Regions from separate parts of the Homo sapiens genome. Here region 2 is linked to region 1. Evidence: chromatin loops called from intact Hi-C (ENCODE). Cell type or tissue: OCI-LY7. All regions are shown on one strand. Links, peaks and the distances in the headings refer to the core of each region. The heading gives the core; the rest is flanking DNA. Region 1 holds the start of LOC107986232 (a long non-coding RNA gene). Region 2 has its middle 23 kb from the start of DDIT4L-AS1.

What was found. A loop is a pair of places that touch in the nucleus more often than their neighbours do. Peaks named below come from ENCODE experiments on the same cell type or tissue, not always from the same donor. Only the 100,000 strongest peaks of a DNase experiment are listed, where the experiment ranks them.
Region 2: it touches region 1 in a loop (5-fold over the local background); 3 of 110 quality-filtered maps call a loop at or near these places.

The regions. Positions count from the first base shown.
Region 1 is chr4:100,102,184-100,111,237 of GRCh38, forward strand. LOC107986232 (a long non-coding RNA gene) reads left to right here and starts at 50. Exons shown (of 3, transcript XR_001741515.2): 1 at 50-495; 2 at 637-699; 3 at 1,629-2,279. In OCI-LY7, for the core only: no CTCF peak of the experiment used is centred there; a DNase peak (open chromatin) is centred at 4,978; H3K4me3 peaks cover 420 bases.
Region 2 is chr4:100,162,698-100,171,751 of GRCh38, forward strand. No RefSeq gene overlaps it. Among named protein-coding and RNA genes, the nearest start is that of DDIT4L-AS1, 23 kb to the right of the region's middle. In OCI-LY7, for the core only: a CTCF peak has its summit at 4,964 (motif pointing left); DNase peaks (open chromatin) are centred at 2,824, 3,324 and 3,834; H3K4me3 peaks cover 964 bases; H3K27ac peaks cover 1,899 bases.

The DNA.
Region 1 (9,054 bases), core at 268-8,267:
TTGCTCTTGAATTCCTGGCCTCGAGTGATCTTCCCACTTCAATCTCCCAAACTGTTGGGATTACAAGTGTAAACTGTCACATCCAGCCCATAATTTATTTATGATGGTGACCTATTCTATGGGCTAATGGAATATATTTATTTTATATTTTGTATTTAATTAGGTTTCTTGATTGATTACCCATCATGGATTGAAAAGTTATGTCAAGACCTAAAGGAATAAGGAAATCTCCATGAACTATATATAAGTCTAAAAAATAATGTAATGATAGTGAAGAGTAAAAGATATTAGATTGAATGAAAAGTTGATTACTTGATTGCTCCCAAGCTTCCTTTTTTTCCTGAACCTCAAATAAAGCTAAATTCTATTGTTTTTCATTTTAAGTTCTCAGGAAAATAGGAAAAAAATTAACAACATGAGGGAAGTTGTAAGACATGGGAAATGATAGAGTGCTTTACACCCAGGCCTGTGTAGACTGACTCCCCTGCTGAGATGGTAAGTAGGAAACCTCATTGTATTTTCTCCTCTACTTTTAGTTTTGAGGGTATTTTGAAACTTACCAAATGTTCTTATGTCTCTATTTTGTCAACGGATGACCACCTTTGATAATGACTCTTCACTCTGGTCATACTTCAGAAGATGCCAACAGGACAACAGAGCAGCAGGTGCCCTGCCTCAGGTGGACAGCCTCCAATCTTGGTGATGACTATACATTGTGTCTTCTTCCACATATCCATATAAATCTCATACATATTCATTTTTACTTTAAAATTTTATATTTGTATATTGAAATATATTTACTTAAGAAGAACATACTAAGTGCCTATGTGTGGCTTTGTATTATGTCAGCTTCACTAAACTGGAAGTATGTTTTCCAGACTTCACTTTCCTGTATGTTTCAGGGTAAGGGTTGTCCACAAGAGAAATTTTCATAAGATTTGGGAAACAGAAAAGAAGCACAGCCATTTTTGCATGCTCTGAAATTTGGTGCATGGTGCCAGTCATGACGGCAACCTGTGCATGCTGTCACTGATCTGCTTGGCCTACCTGGGTGGCCAGGTGGATAGCACCTGGGTCTGCAGCTTCTCCAGTTCTTGCTGGATTGTCTGCTCTGGACATTCTGTTTCCTAGCTCTATGTCAATGGGGATTAGCTTCTCTTGCAGGTTACCTGTGTTGTCGAGGTTGGAGGTAGTGAGAGACAGATACTGGTTCCAGTCTATCCTTGCTCTCTCCCACTTTGCATCCAGCTGTTCTTCCCAACTAGTGTTCCAGCTTGCATATTGCAATCTCAGGCCCCACATCAGATGCAGAGGAAAGATCTAGCTACTTTATTTTACATTAGTCATAGTAGTACTGCTTTTCTGGTTGATCCCTGACTGATATAGCCTATATATGTCAGACACTGTGCTGGGTTTGGAGATAGCAATGGTGAGCCAGTTCAGTATTGACCTTTTTTATAGAGCTTAAAGTCTAACTTAGGATATTATTATTATAATACAAAAGAAATAACATGTTATTTTTAATTTTCAATCAAGCTGAGGTTATTTAATAATGCTTTCATTTTTATAACCCTTTTTTACTTTTCAAAGAGCTTTCTTGTTATTTGCTCACTGTCACATCTTTGCAGCTGTGGAGAAGACTAAGCAGAGATTTAAGAATACTCCTATCCCAAGGTTGCACAATTTGTAAGTGGCAGGAATGTAGTCTTCTGATTCATATTCCAGTGCTTGTCTTAATGTGAAAGTTATGAAAATAAATCAAATTTTGTACTTTCATGGAGCAAATGTTACTATCAGATCAGTTGTGTCTACATTTCACCAAAATATTTACCAATCCAGAAAAAAAAATAAGCCAATATGAGATACTTGGCACCACGTAGGAAACCACATTGGATTTCTCAGTTTTCAAACAATTATCCTGATGTCAAGAAGATGTGACCCCAGAAATATGAAAAAAATAAAATGTCAGTTGTCTTGGTGACCTTTCTTTTGATGCTAAGCTTCATATAATAGGCATCTACAGGTTTCACTTTTAGACTGTGTTCTTCTACAGAGTGGCAGGAGAGATGCTGAAATTTGTGCCAATATTTCACTGGAGGTGATCATTTTCAATCTATGTACATAGGGACACAGCTGGAGTGACAGACACTTCTGCCAATTATGACACCTAGATGGATTTTGACAGAAAAATGACAGTCATGACAGCATTTCCTCCAGAGCCTAAAAACTGTGAGTAGGTCAGAAGAGTTATCCAGTAGGCTGTAGATTCTGTCTCCTTCTAAGCAACCAAAAGCAGGGTTGTTCCCCTCTGTGATGTCATTCCCTGAGAGTCAGAGTATGTGTCTATCATCCTTAATGTGGTTTTAAAGACATTTTATTATAAAGTTAATATATACTGGTTTGTAAAATTAAACTCTGTAGAAGGTTGTGGAGAAAAAAATATCTCCTATTTCCCCACCCCTATTTCTACTTCCCAGAGTTAGTCATTCTCAAAAATGTATATATATACACATGTATATGTATGTGTATATATATACATTTTTGAGAATGACTAACTCTGGGAAGTAGAAATAGGGGTGGGGAATATATATATGTATATATGTATATATATGTATATATGTGTATATATGTATATATGTATATATGTGTATATGTATATATGTATATATGTGTATATGTATATATGTATATATGTGTATATGTATATATGTATATATGTGTATATGTATATATGCTCTTTGTATGTGGGATTCATTCTTCTCCCTGCATCTCAGCTCTAACCTCCTCTCCTCAGAGAGGCCTTGCCTGACCACTCACTGTACAAGGTAATTCCCCAGTTATATTCAGTCTCCTCATGCTGTTTATTTCCCTCATAGCCTGAATCACAATGGCTCTAATTTGTTCTTTCCCATGGTCTTTCTCACTAGAATGTAAGCTCTACAAAGAAAGGGTGCTTGTCTGGCTTGCTTACTGCAATTTCTTCTCTAATCAAGATGTTGTTAAGGGTGTCATTCATTGCATTATGCAAAGTCTTCTTTATTTCTTTCTGGATTTTTTTTTTTTTTTGATGGAGTTTCGCTCTTGTCACCCAGGCTGGAGTGCAATGGTGCGATCTTGGCTTACTGCAACCTCCGCCTCCTGGGTTCAAGTGATCTCCTGCCTCAGCCTCCTTAGTAGCTGGGATTACAGGCACCCACCACCACAACAGGCTAATTTTTGTATTTTTAATAGAGATGGGGTTTCACCATGTTGACCAGACTGGTCTTGAACTCCTGACCTCAAGTGACCCAACCGGCTCGGGCTTCCAGAGTGCTGGGATTACAGATGAGAGCCACCATGCCTGGCCCATTCACTGCAATTTCTTAGTGCTTGTCAGAAGCATTCAATAAATATTTGCTGAATAAATTGTTGAATGAATGGGATCCTGATAAATTTCTTAGTTCCAGATGCTGCTGAGGATAGGCCTCGGTACTTGTGTACTGTAGGATAATTCTGTGCCCTTGTATTGAACCCCTCCTTCTGAGCAAGTTTGAATGGGAGTTCTATAAAATCAAACATGTTTTGATAATTTTTCCCACTAATTTATATATAACTATGAGAGAAACATTTAATAAATATATAAATATTTGCCCAAAGGAACACTGTTGCACATACAAAGATATGGCACTATCAAATACAACCATTGAAGGCAGGCAGCTTTCCCAAGTGGAAGCTTACAGTTGCTCGTTGGATGATATACAAAATTCCTAATTAGGCATATAAAAAATGGTGCTGTTGTTTCAACGTTCAGTTTGTTTGAAAGTTCAATGCACAAAGTCATATACCCCCAAGGCTGTGTATGTCAAGTTAACCTGACAGAGAGCTATTCTGTTTGTGCCAACTTTATGAATTTCCTCTAAACAGCAGTGATTTGTCTAAAAAACATCTCCTATCTGTATGTATGCAGAAAAGCTGTGCTCACTGAGATGTCTAGATTTATTGTTGATGCATTATTATGGTCTTGAACTCCTGGGCTCAAGTGATCCTCCTACCTCGGCCTCCCAAAGTGCTGAGATTACATGCATGAGCCACCATGCCTGGACAATTTTTTTTTTTGCTTATGAATTCACCTTATTTTATATATAAGGCAAATGATATAATTTTGCACTTCACGTTTTAACAATCTCTTTATTTATTTACTGTATTGAATTTAAGCTGGACATATGGGATTGCCCATTTTACAAGTAAAGCTCAAGAAGCTAAATGCTTTCCAGAGTTTACAATGAGTGAGGGACAAACACTGGGATGAGGGCCTCCAACCATCCAACCATCCAACCATCTCATCAAAAGAGTAATTAAAAATTATTCATGCAGGATTTGCAAAGAAAATAGAAAAACTGGGTTCTGCGCCCTTAATCCAACACCTTCCTAAAGGATATAAAAGAGTTGAGGTTGAAGAAAGAGAATGAGGAAGTATCTTTGTGGAAAGTTGTCGGAGGCCTGTGGCATTTTCCTTCCCCTTCCCTTCAGGGATGTAGGTAGGGAAGTGCTTTCTTTTCAGCTCAAGTCTAATGAGAATACTTTTGAAGGGGCTGAATTCAAGCTTACTATGTGTCTCCTGGAATTTTGAGGATACACAGGAGACTGGTGGTTGACTTGCACTGAAAAAAAAGAAAGGCAGATATATCAGGAATTGCTTATGATGGCAGAGTGAGGACAGTGGGCAGTGCTGGAGCGTGGATTGATGTGGGAAGAATGTATGAGCTCCTGCTGGCCAGGTGGCTGCCACAGAAGGCAGCCAGGTGAAAGCTATGTGAAAAACCCTTCCCAAGAGGGAAGCCTGCCAGGATGGGAGACCAAAGCAGTAGGAAGCTATGGGTCTACACTAGGGCAGGGAGGTAGGAAGTAGAGGATACAGAAAGGTTAGTTGGAGGATGTATCACCCTTGAGGAAATGGTGCAGTTTAGTGTTCAGCTCTAGTGATCCACTGTGGTCAGAAAGCACCAACGTTAGACCACAACAGAACTACTCTAGCAAGACCTTTGTTTCTTTTTTGTCTTCACTTCCTTGCCAGCCTGCCCCAGTGGGTGGGGATACTGTGGTAAAGGTTGGATGGGGTGAAACAATTAGAAATGTGGCAAGGGACTTGAGGGAAGAACTGGTACCATGGAAACAAAGAAGGTTGGCCAGACATCCCAATCCCTTCCCTGCTGCAGATTTCTGCCTGAAATATGTCTGAACTAACAAACAGAAGTAAGAGTATTACATTAAATGGGACTGCTATTATGTCTAAAAGTAACTGAAAAAACTATGTGACCCACTCAAGTTCTTATCCAGGCACAAGAAGAAAGGTAAGAGGGTTTGCAGCAGGTATTTGTGATAAAGAATAGACTTGGAGTTTCCACGCTTTTGAATTCTATTTGTTCAGCATAATAGTTACATAAACAATTAGATACAACATGATAATTACATATAAAATTTAAGCAATAATAAGTATAGTTTAATAATACATATTTTTAGTTTCTGGCTTGGGGACCACACTGTGAAACCCATTCACCTAGACCCCAGTCTAACTTGCTCCTCCCCAGACCATGGAATTCTGCTTGTCACCAGTGAAATTTCAAGTGTCATTAGTTTTAAAGACTATTTCTGCTTGTGCCACTTATGACCAACCTTAGCATTTCCTTTGCTAATACTCCTATGACCTCTTAGAATCTTGTGGGTTTTGATTGCTTTTCCTACCCGAAAAGAAAGATGTAATATTTTTTAGCTGAATTTTTCTTTTAAGATAAGTAGACTTTATGGTGTTAGCAAACAATACTTATTGAAGACTTTTCCATTAATAAAACAAAATAAAGCAAAATAATACAAAGATCCTTCTACTTATACCTCAGGTTACCTTCCAGAAGCTACCTTGTAGCAAAAGAATCACCCGGCGGTGTCTGCAACTACCACTTCCCATGGAGTGGCTAACTGTAATTTTTGCTGTTGTTCATTTAATTTTCTCTGCCAATCATATTTACATTTAAAACAGTAAAAAGAATTTTTCCTCTTTTGGAAGGAAAAGGTTACTTTTTCAGTAAATGTTTTCTTTATAGAAACGTAGGCACACACATTAAAGATTTTCCTGTCAAACAAGGATACCACAGACTCAAATCTCAATTAGGTTTTAAAATATTCCAGATTGTACAACTTCTATGTCTGCATATTTTATATCACAAAGTCAGGTGTCTCATTTTGCTCAATTTCTCTACTTACTTGAACCATCATTCCAACTCCAAGTGGTACATCCTTGTGCAGTACCATGCTTTCTAACAGATGATAGAGTTGTCACTCTGTTTAAGGCTTGCATAGTTTTGGTGTATGTTATCGACATGTAGAGATTATATGCAGATGGCAGATTGTGGCCATCTTGCAAATATATTTCTATAATCATTTTTACAGATGGGAAATGCAATGATAAAAAAGGAAAGAATTGATTCTAAAGCACAGAAAATATGTTCAAACAGCTTCCTTCCCCAAAACAAACTTGACCAACTTTGCATCTGATCTTGGCATGTGCTCTTATGTTTAAGGCAGTGTTTGGTTTTCAGGTTTTCCATGGCTTTTTTCATGCCCACTACATTTCTTTTCTGATTTTGGCAGTTCTCATTAGGTATTTCAATGAATAGTCAAGAAATCATACAAATAGGAAGTAACTTTAGTGAAATTATGAGACTTAAGTTGAAGATGATTTGACTGCTTATAGCCAATATATGTCTGTCCCTACAGCTTTTTCTTTTTCTCCTTCTGTCCTGATACAATTGGCCATCAAGATTTTAAGTGTAGCCACTCTGGAAGATTCCCAGATGTCCCAGTATAAGAAAATGTGTACCCAGCATTTGAAGAACCCTGTTTTGAGATTTAATCCATTTGCACACTTGGTTAGCTCTGTTAATTCAATTACCTTAAAAAGTAGCAAAGATAAAATTCACCAGAATCTAATTTCATTTCATTTCCTTTCTCTCTTTCCTGAGTCTTATTACTGCTTTATTTGCAATTGGTTGGAATTTTAGAGAAATTTCCTCATTTAGAGAATCTTCTTCATTAAGTGCAAATCTCACAAAGTTTACATTTAAAACAACAAAAAGAATTTTTATCACAAATGCTACTCAATAAGGAGTCATAAAAATTTAGAGATAACTTTTTCTAGAAACCTTATTTTCTTTTCACTTCACATAAATCAGTTATTCTTTCTTTTAAGTTACTTCCTGAATAACAGAAACCTCTGTTAAATATACTTTTCTAAAAGTCCAAAATACAACCATGAAAAGTCTTTGAGAGCCCTTTCTTTCAGGCTGAGTCAACATGAAATAAAACTTTATAGTAGACTGAGATACTCTTGCCCTCTGCATATCTACCTTTGATGTCTCCCCTCTTATCCTCCAGTGATATATCAGGACAACTCACAGGTCTCACAGCTCCTCCAGGACACCCAGCTAATATATTTGCACAGAAAATATTACCTAAAAGTAAAGGAAATTCATCTCCTTATCTCTAAGAGGGGCTGTGTAACAAAATATTAAACAGGTTTACATACATACCACCCTACCGTAAATAGAAATTCCAACACTAGAAAACACTGGCAGATGGAAATGATATGGATAAATAGTTTCGTGCTGCCATTAAATTTCTTGGAAACTTCTAGAATGGCTACTGGGGCAGTCAAAGGTAGTTTCCTCTGAAGTCTTGGATGAGAGCAGTTTTTTGATCAAATAATTCACTTTCCTTTTTACTTTTAGCATGCAATGTCTTTAACACCCTTTCTTCTATAATCAAAAAAAATATTAACAATGTGTTTTAGGACATCTGCTACAGCAATAGCTGATTGGCCTAGAAATAGATAACTGACCCAAAGGCCATTAAGCCACGGACTGCTCAGCAGCCTGTCAGGGCTGGCTGTAACAGATGAGCCCAACCAGCCAGATTCTCTCTGGTGATAGTTTTGTATTAAGAAACCCAGAGACAACTGAAGCCAGCTACAGGACTTGAGCAGGAAAGTCACATGAACAGTTGTTGGAGCCATTGTTTTGGAGCCATATGTAAGATAATTAAACAAAGAAAGCAGATCGAGAGACTGAAGAATGAAGCCAACTCATAGAAAAAAGCAGATGAGAGAAATGATAAAGTCCTGGGATGGGAAGAGAGAGCTAGGACTTTGAGTTTCCTGGTGTTCGTATTCTAAGAAGGCCAGCTTGCCTTGCTTCTTGAGATTGAAATCCATGAAATCCCTGTATTCTCCTTTTTTTTTTTTTTCTAAACTCGAATTAATTTGAGAAGGTTTCTGTTCTTATATAGTAAGATAATATTTTGACATAGTAACTGAGGTTTTATTTTTGCTCCAGACTTCCTGTTCTTCTTTCCCCCTATTTTGGTAGCAGGGAGGGCCTTCTATGTTCATATCCATGGGTAGGGGTTTTAACCTCAGAAATAGAAAGTAAGAAAAAGATTCAAGGCTTAACACTTGAATTTATCAAGTAGACGTTCCCACAAATGCATGGCAAAGGCAATCACTTTGACAGGAAAGACTTTTCAAGAATCAAGGGCCAAGACCTTGGCATCCTTGGACCACAGAGGAGGACTGGAGGAAGGAAGAAACCCTGAAAGACTAAGATTTGCCAAGATCCTGATTAAACCAAGACATCAATGAATATGTCTGAGTATTACCTAGAAATGAGTGAATCAAGTTTTCTGCCATCAGGGGAAAATTGAGGCTTATGAGGAAAATAAATCTATTTATTGAAAATTTTAAATTTGAAGTAAAAAAGATATCAATTCTTCTATCTGAGTTTATAGCCTGTTAAAATCATACCCAGAATATCAAGCCATAAGAAAACACAGAAATTTCAGGAGGGAAGTTATACAAAGAATTAAGGCCAGGCACGGTGACTCACACCTGTAATCCCAGCACTTTGGGGGGCCAAGGCAAGCAGATCACTGGAGGTCAGACGTTTGAGACCAGCCTGGCCAATATGGTGAAACTCCGTCTGTACTAAAAATACAAAAATTAGCTGGGCATGGTGGCACACACCTATA
Region 2 (9,054 bases), core at 361-8,360, 61 kb after region 1:
CCATTATTCTAATCTTGTGGCTTTTTATTAGTTTTCACAAATACAGTTTCAATCTTTGAAAAACGAATGGATCAGTTCAAGGAAAGGGCTATTATGTTCTCTGCACAAGAGTGGGCAAAAGCAATTTTGCCTGGTAGAAGCAAAATGGAGTCAATTATGTTAAATTTCCCTTACTACTATAATTTTTCAAAAGGTGATTTCAAAGCCTTTTAGCTTTTCACTTAATGTCCTGCTCACTGTTATTTCCTTAAGTTTTAAAAACAATTTCTGTCCCAAATGCCACTTTGCTTCTGCTAAGGGGAAGAAATCTGTATGGCCTGAAAAACACAGAATTTAGAATCATAATATTAGTTCAAGGGGAATTCTCACAGCTCTTTGACCTCTAGCAAGTCATCTAACAGAGCTGAACTTCAGTTTTCTTGTTTTTGGAATGGGGATAGTAATTTCCACCCTGCAGGTTTGTTGAGTGACTAAATTAAGCAGAAAAGGCAAAACTTCCAGCCAGGGCCTTGCTCCACTAAGGCACTCTGCTTGGGCTATGTACTTCAGCTATTATTATTCTAATAATTTTAAAAAAGTATAATTTCATCTTTTTTTGGTTTGAAGTAGTAAACAATTTGTCATTTATAAAAATTTATTTGCTTTTGTATAGGTGAATTTGGTGGTTTTATTTTCTCTTAGGTTTTCAGATAATGATGGAAATGGAGGGGTGCAGTGAAATTTTCTGATGCAGGTACATGTTTTAGGGAGAATAACTTATCATTATGAGTACCAATATAATAGATTAGATAGGATGGCAATGGAAAAAAATGACCCAAGTAGAATTCTAACATAATAAAAAGGAGAAAGGTAAGAACAACAACAACAAAACAGATTTCAAAACCATTTTTAAACCATTTTATGAATAAAGAGAAGAAGCAAAATAATGAGAACTACCTTGACTTCTGTAAGCCAACACTTAAAATTATAAAGCCAATTGAATGTTAGAAGTTGAGGGGCCCTGAAAAGTCAAAGAGAGTTCTTCAATGCCCAGCACAGTCATGCCATTACAGCATCTCTGCTGGGTGGCATTTAAACTTTCTTTCCAGAGAGAAGCAGCTTATCTCCTTGTAAAATATTATAAGGCAGTTCTGATTGCTATAAAGTGCTTGTTCATTTGATCGAGGTGCCAATTGGCACAATCTATCACTCTCAGAGAGATCATATAAATGATCTTATCTTTTAAAAGAAAGTCTTCCAAATAGTCAAAAGATGGTCCTTACTTTAAATTAAACATCCTCTTCTCTCTTAACTGCTCTCTATAAGCTGCTAATAATTGCCTCAGAATGAAGAACCTGGAACAGACATGATTAACAAGTATTTTCTCATGCAACTGTCAAGCCATGTATCTTGTCCCTTACTGTCATGTTTTTTTTTTTCACCTAAAAGCAGATCATTTTGTTAATACCCGCATAAGGATTTAAGACTGTATGATTTCAAAGATATGCTTTTCCTAGCATCATATTATTCTAATCACAGTCTAGGCTTCTGTCTGTAATGTTTTCACTCATTTCTGTGCATTGCAAACTTTAACTCAATTATCCAAACTCAGGCCCCTAACTTTTGCTCCCCAGGCACCACCTTGCCCCTGGAAACAGACAGTTCTTTATGATCTCAGATAACAGCTCTTGTATACATTTATTGGGAAGAAAGTGGAGGAAAAAGGTCAGGTTGTTGTCATTTGTAAGTTTCCTTCATTTTATTTAGAATAGTTTAAGCTTAACAGAGGGTTAACTATGTTAGCAATGCCTTCGAACCAAAAATATTTGAAATATTTTTGCAGAATTTACTCATGTTAAATTGATCTGAAAATGTTTAAGGATCACATGTTTAGATGTTTCTAAGTAGTGCATCCTTTTTCTTAATCAGGAAATCCTATTAATCTCTCAAACTATATTTGTTTTCTAAGTTTTCAGTATAATACAATTTTATTTCCTGAATAATAGAAATAAAAGAAATAGGTTTCTTTTGGTATTAGGTGTATCTAGACATTTTTAAACAAGAAAATTGGGTTTTTTCCTTTTTAAAGTATCAGGTAGCTCGCTTTCCATAAAGTTATAGTTTACTATATATTTTCTTATTGGATAGTGATCACAAAAATGAGTGCTTTCTTTAATAATATTTAGCAGACACATTTATGAAAGCAAACTAATATCACATTTCTTCTGAGTAGTTCCCTGAGGATTTTCTTATTTCCTCTTATTAAGAGGATTCTCCTATTGAGTTTTAAGGGCAGTGAGACTGCATAATATCTAGTGACCGAGTGGATTAATTTACATTATATTTAGAAACATAACCTCCCACATGTTATATCCAAGTTGTAGTCAACAGTTTTAGCTTTCATAAAAACAAGCTTACTATTTTCTTTACCTAATACCCACATACTTTGACTAGGTTACTTTTTGCTGTTGTTTTTGTTTTTTATCACCATTTTGTTTTGAACAATGTTACTGTGATTCTGTTTTTTTCTGATTAATGATAATAGTATGGTCAGCCCTAACACATTAATTAAACTCTCTTTCTTTCGTGATCTTTATTTTCTCAAGAATATAAATCAGTAAAGTCCCCAAAGTGCAAGAAAAGATTTTTGGTGTCATTGAACGTCAGGAAATTCAATATATGTAATTGGAGCATGTATTGAAGTAATATGACGGAAGTCAGTTAAAAATAGATAGCCGTTGTAGTAATTTACTTTTCAACATGCATTTATCAGCACAGGAGTGCATCAAAAAGCTCTTTTTGAAGCACTTGCATTTCCTGTCCTTATTCTTAAAGTTACTTTGAAATTTGAGAGGGAGGGGCATTGCAGCTGCTGGCCAAAGAGCTGCCAAATAAGACATACGTTTAAAGCAGAGAATGGTGCTAGATTCTTACTGAAAAGAACACACAAGGCCTGTTACCCTCATAAACAACTAAAAGCAAAAATAGAGATTGTTGAATGACATTTAGGCTTAGAGGATTAGAGAATCAGAGAATCTTAATGATGGAAGAAGGTCTTTCTTTGCATCTATTAAGAAGATTATCTGAGACTTTAACTCAGATGCCTTCTAGGCACAGGTGATATAAACTAGTGACATTCCAGGTGACTGGAATGTACATATCCATCCACAATACTATCAGGGAATGCTGGCTGTGCTGTACACCATTAGATTTCTGAAGAAAAGAGAGAAATTTGGATTATAATGTGAACATTTCTGGGTCACTGAGCACAATTGCACAGATTGTGAAAGTACAGCTGCACAGCAGCATGCAGTGCCTTGTGACTATTTGTAAGCCAAACAAAAGATTGCATGAGGGTTAAATTCAACCCACCGGTAGGAAGTTTGCAACCCTGTGGTTTAGACTGTTAGAAAGGTTTCATTATTATTATCAAACAGAAAAATCTGTTTTTCAGCAGCTTTGGTTCCCTGGATTTTGGGGTCATGTTGAATGAATGTAATCTTCATGCACACAAGTGTTTCAAATATTTGAAGTCAGTTATTCTATTTCTTTAGACCTAAATTTAGGGTCTAGGGAGACAATCAAAGAAATAAATTAGGTTAGTCTGTTATAAAAGAATGATAAAAAAATGTAAGGTGGCCCCTGGTCTTCACTTCTTTTCCATGTAAGTGCTAACAATTACTTTAGTAATGCATTTTAGAATATTGCCTTAAATTAAAGTCAAGAGGACTAGTGTATTGTTGGAGAATCTGTCAATCTCTGGCCTACCCGGTGGAGAGTTCTAAAGGTCTACCACCTGTGGACTCCTTCCTGCCAAGTCCTTGAACCCTTGAGAGTGTGGCTTGCAGGGTATTTGGTGAGTGGGATCCTAAAATAGTCTGTTGTGTCCACACCTGGTGTTCGGGGAACTTGGAGAGAATTTAGCCTCTTGATGACTTTATGAGCTTTAGATTACATCCTCTGTTGCTAATTCCCTCTGTGTTTGTGGCCATGTTTTAGTCCATTTTCACGCTGCTGATAAAGACATACCCGAGACTGGGAAGAAAAAGAGGTGTAATGGACTTACGGTTCCACATGGCTGGGGAGGCCTCAGAATCATGGCAGGAGGTGAAAGGCACTTCTTACGCGGCAGTGGCAAGAGAAAATGAGGAAGATGCAAAAGCGGAAACCCCTGATAAAACCATCAGATCTCATGAGACTTATTCACTATATGACAGTATTCACTTATAACAGTATGGGGAAGCTGCCCCCCATGATTCAATTATCTCCCCCCAGCTCCCTCCCACAACATATGGGAATTATGGGGTACAATTCAAGATGATATTTGGGTAGGGACACAAAGCCAAGCCCTATTAGGCCTGTATCTGTTAGACTGAAAGGTCATGCTTAGAAAGAAGTAGTAAAGACTACTAAGTTTGTGCTGTGCGCAGTTCCAAGCGCTTGATGTATATTAAATCATTTAATCCTCACAATCACTCTGAGGTATTAAACTTATTTTTACAGACAAGGGAACTGAGGACAAGAAACTTTGCCAAGGTTACACAGTTAACGATAAATCAGGGATTCCAACCCAGGCATTTGGCTTTGGGTTTGTGCATCTTCCGGAGTCTCAGATGGTAGTGGAAGTCCAGGGACCTAGGGTAGACTATAGGAAGGAAGATGCTCTGTGAAAAACAACCACTTGGATAGAGACGCTGATCCACTCTCTGCCCTACATCTGGCCTTAAGCCAGCCTGCTTGTGTGCTTCATACCACCTCTATACCAGTCCACAAGGACAATCGCAAACACTCCTGGGTGTGCATGCAGTGGCCAAGGAAATCTTATTGCTTATTGCTGCCCAGCCTCACTTTCTCCTGTCTTCATCCAGTGTTGAACTCTGGCCTCTGCAGTCACAGTCTACCCTGACTTTAGAAGTTGCTGTTTGTGTTTGGTCCCCTCTACATTTGAACCTTGCCTTGATCTGACTAGCTTTGCCTTTCCAGCATTTAATGCCTCCTGCTGGTGTGGCCCTGCCATGAACCCCAAGTCAATATAAGTTTGCATTTGGATTCCACAACCTCATCAATGGCTGTGAGTCTTTGAAGAAGTTAAGTATGCCTTTGAGGTTTACCCCTCAGGAAAATGAAGAAATTATATCTTGCTTATTGGATTATGAAGATTAACCAGCAACATTCTAGTACAGTGTCTAGTACAAAGTAAGTGTTCAAATGATACTTCTTCTTATGAAGTGGGCCATCCTAGGCCTTGAATTGAAGGATAGAGCATTGAAGAAGCAGGGCTGTGTGGAATTCATGTGCCAGAAGAGTGGCAATTAATTTCCCACGTGGGCAGTGGCAGTGCAGCCAGTAGCAACACTTGGATGCTTGCAAGGAAGTCACTGGGTTAGAAAGTATGAACATTTCAGGCCTCTTCATCCTTATTTAATATGTTCTTAGAAAGGCTACTTTAACTTAACATTGCTGCAGCTATGAACATATCCAATCTTAGTCCATTACTTCTATAACCTGTGTTTCTATAACACTCATTACCTCAAAAGCTATTGTTAAATAGGGGGAAGATATCAATAGGACATGGAATTTGGTCTGGTCATAAGCAATTTCACCACAGTTGCCTACAAGTCACAAAACTGAGTGTAAATTACATGAACACAGTGGGAGGCAGCAAGCCTCAGATGAAGATGCTCTATGGAGCCCATTCACCTCCTGGGGTTCCTCTAGGATCAATTTGGTTGTACTTGAAAGTGCATATTGTTGGGTTCTCCCTATCCTTTTCTTTTTGTCCTTGTTTTCATGATTCAACAAGGAGATCCTTCCTTACACACCCTTTCATTTTTAGCTTTCACTTTTTCTTTTAATAGTAAAATCCTACATTTACTACTGTAACATTTCTTTACGGTTGTAGCTTTTTGTTTGCTCGGTTAGGACTGTTATTATTTTTGTTAGTGCTCTGGTTACAATATCGGTTTTGAGTGACTAACTCTAATCATAATTTTTTCTGTGAATGCTGTTATTTTTAGAATGCAGTTTGGCAGAAAGGACGATTTCTTAGGAATGTTGTATTAGAATAAACAGAAGCACTGGTAATTCCTTCACTTGCCCAGTCACATCAAATCCCAGAGAGATTTGTTAAACACAGAATTGACCTCAGATCTGATTCACAATCTCCCAGGGGTAGCTCTGGAAATTTGTTAATTTGTGACCCAGGTGATTCCCACGTTACACAAATTAGGGAAACTCTGCTCTACCTTGGTTGGGAATAGGCATGCTTTTTTTTAACATTAATATTTTTTACATTTATTTTTACATCAACACAGTATTGCTTTCAATTAATACCCTCCCCTTGTTTTTATTAATTAGTTACAGCTCTACTACTTTATGATCTAAATTGTCCTGATCTGTACAAGGATGCTTCACTCTGCCTAGTTTTATTTGCAAAGGTCCTTTCTAAGGCAAGTATTCACAGACTTCATTTTATTTGCTCATGATAACATTGAATCCAACCACCCTGTGTAAAGGACTGGCTCATATTTCCTATCATATATTATCAAATATTATAACATAACAAAAGCTTTCATTTAAATGATTTAGACAGGATACATGAGTTTTTAAACTGCCTTATAAATAAGTGCAAATCTTGTGAAGATAGGGGTCAGGTGAGAAGTAGAATAAATAAAGGTGATGGGGGAAAAGTGCTTACTAACAGAAGCTTTAAACGCAACTACATAGAAAGGCACGTTGAAGAGATAGTTTTTGTTTGTTTGCTTGTTTGTTTTCACATTTTTTGCTTGCTTTCTTGGTCTAGTCCTGAATTTTTTAAAGAGGAAACTTTGTTTTGTTTATTTTTCCTACTTGAATTAAAGTATAGAAAAGACACATTACAAGACTATCATAAAAGGTTTGTTGTAAACTGTGTAATTTGTTGTAATACTCTGGAAACTCAGAGTAATAAAGATAAACCAACTTATAATGGCAATGCTTGGATTCCAGAAATACTTTTTTTCCATAACAACCTTGTTCATTGCTCTTCTACTTACACCTCTGAGGCCAGAAACCCCACAGTTTATATCAGCATTCAACTGGATTTACTGTTACTTCCTCTGCTTATTAAAGACAAACACAACATATACCAGTCAATAAGCAAAAAGAAATCATTTTTAAACTAATAAAATTCCACTCTTTGCAATGATTTAAAAGTTGCTAGATGAAAGAATTTGAAAGTGCAGCCATTTGAGTTGATTACTATGAAAAACTAAAGCAATACTTTTCAGGGCTTCCAATCAAGAGCAGCTTTGAACTTTGGCTCCCATCGTGCACATCAGTAATTCTGTGACTCAGGCAAATAAAGTATTCTTCGCCCCCACACGATCTGGGAGAGGCCATCTGGTGTGGTGCTATACTCAATAATATGTTATTTTGGGCCTCTACTTCAACTGGGACCCTTTACATTTGTAGACTGATTATTAAAAATCAGTTTTCTCATTGTCTGTTGTTTTTCATCACACCTAAGATCATAAGTGGAGAGTCTTGGGCATACAAAAGTTTGGAGAGCTGGTACTGCCATTTAGGGAGTTATCCTTATGTCATTTTCAGTGAGTCAGGTCAAAACTTCCTGGCTGTTCTCTCCAGCCTCTACAAATACATGAGACCCTAGCAAAGCCTTTTTCACTGGCAAACACTTCCTTTGTTTATTTACAGATTCATGCTATGCTAGTTAGACTTATGTTTGATATGTCAGAATTGTTCCACACAAACCTGAGAACACTGTGATGTAAGTTACCCGAATGAGATTGATGCAGAGCTGAGACCAACAAGAGCCCTAATAATTTGGAATTTAAAATGTTGCAGACTTAACTCCTTTCCATCACTTCAAACAGACATTAATTTCTCATTTCCACCTTTCTACATTCACCTTAAAAGGAGTGGCAATTGTAATGGATGCCACTGTGTGCCATACAGGTCCAGGACACTCATCTACTCAAAAACTGGATGTTTTGGTGGCTGACAACTTTCAGCTGAGACCTTCTGCAGGCAGTACCCTCACCCAAAGTTATGTCCCTTCTTGGAGGCAGCCATTCCAATAAAAAGTCGCAATCTTCCATCCAGTTTCCAGAATTAAGTCAATATTTAGAATAAAACCTATATACAAGCATATTTTGGTGATATTGTGGATATCATTCCAGACTACCACAATAAAGCAAATATTGCAATAAAGAGAGTCCCAGAAATGTTTTGGTTTCTCGGTGCACATAAAAGATATGTTTGCATTATAGTGCAGTCTCTTAAACAATGTACACCCTTTAATTTAAAAATACTTTATTGCTAAAATATGCTAATGATCATCTGAACCTTCAGGGAGTCGTAATCTTTTTGGTGGTGGAGGAGGGTCTTGTCTCAATGTTGGTAGTTGCTGACTGATCAGGGTGGTGGTTGCTGAAGGTTGGCATGGCTGTGGCAATTTCTGAAAATAAAACAACAATGAAGTTTGCCACATCAACTGATTTCTCCTTTCACAAAAGGATTTCCTGTAGCACGTGATGCTGTTTCATAGCATTTGACTCATAGTAGAACTTCTTTCCAAATTGGAGTCAATCCTCTCAAACACTGCCATTGTTTTATCAACTAACTTTATGGAATATTCTAAATCCTTTGTTGTCATTTCAGCAATGTTCACAGCATCTTCACCACGAGTAGATTCCATCTCAAGAAACCATTCTTTGCTCATCCATAAGAGGCTACACCTCATCTGTTCAAGTTTTATTGCAGCAATTCGGTCCATCTTTAGGCTCCACTTCTAATTTTGGTTTTCTTGCTAATTTTACCACAGCTGCAGTAACTTCCTTCACGGAAATCTTGAACCCCTCAAAGTTATCCATAAGGATTGAAATCAACTTCTTCCAAATTCCTGTTAATATTGATATTTTGGCTTCCTCCCATAAATTACAATGCTCTTAATGGCACCTAGAATAGTGAATCCTTTCCAGAGGGTTTAAAGTTACATCCAGATTTATCAGAGGAACTACTATCTATGGCAGCTAAAACTTTACAAAATGTATTATTGAAATAATAAGACTTAAA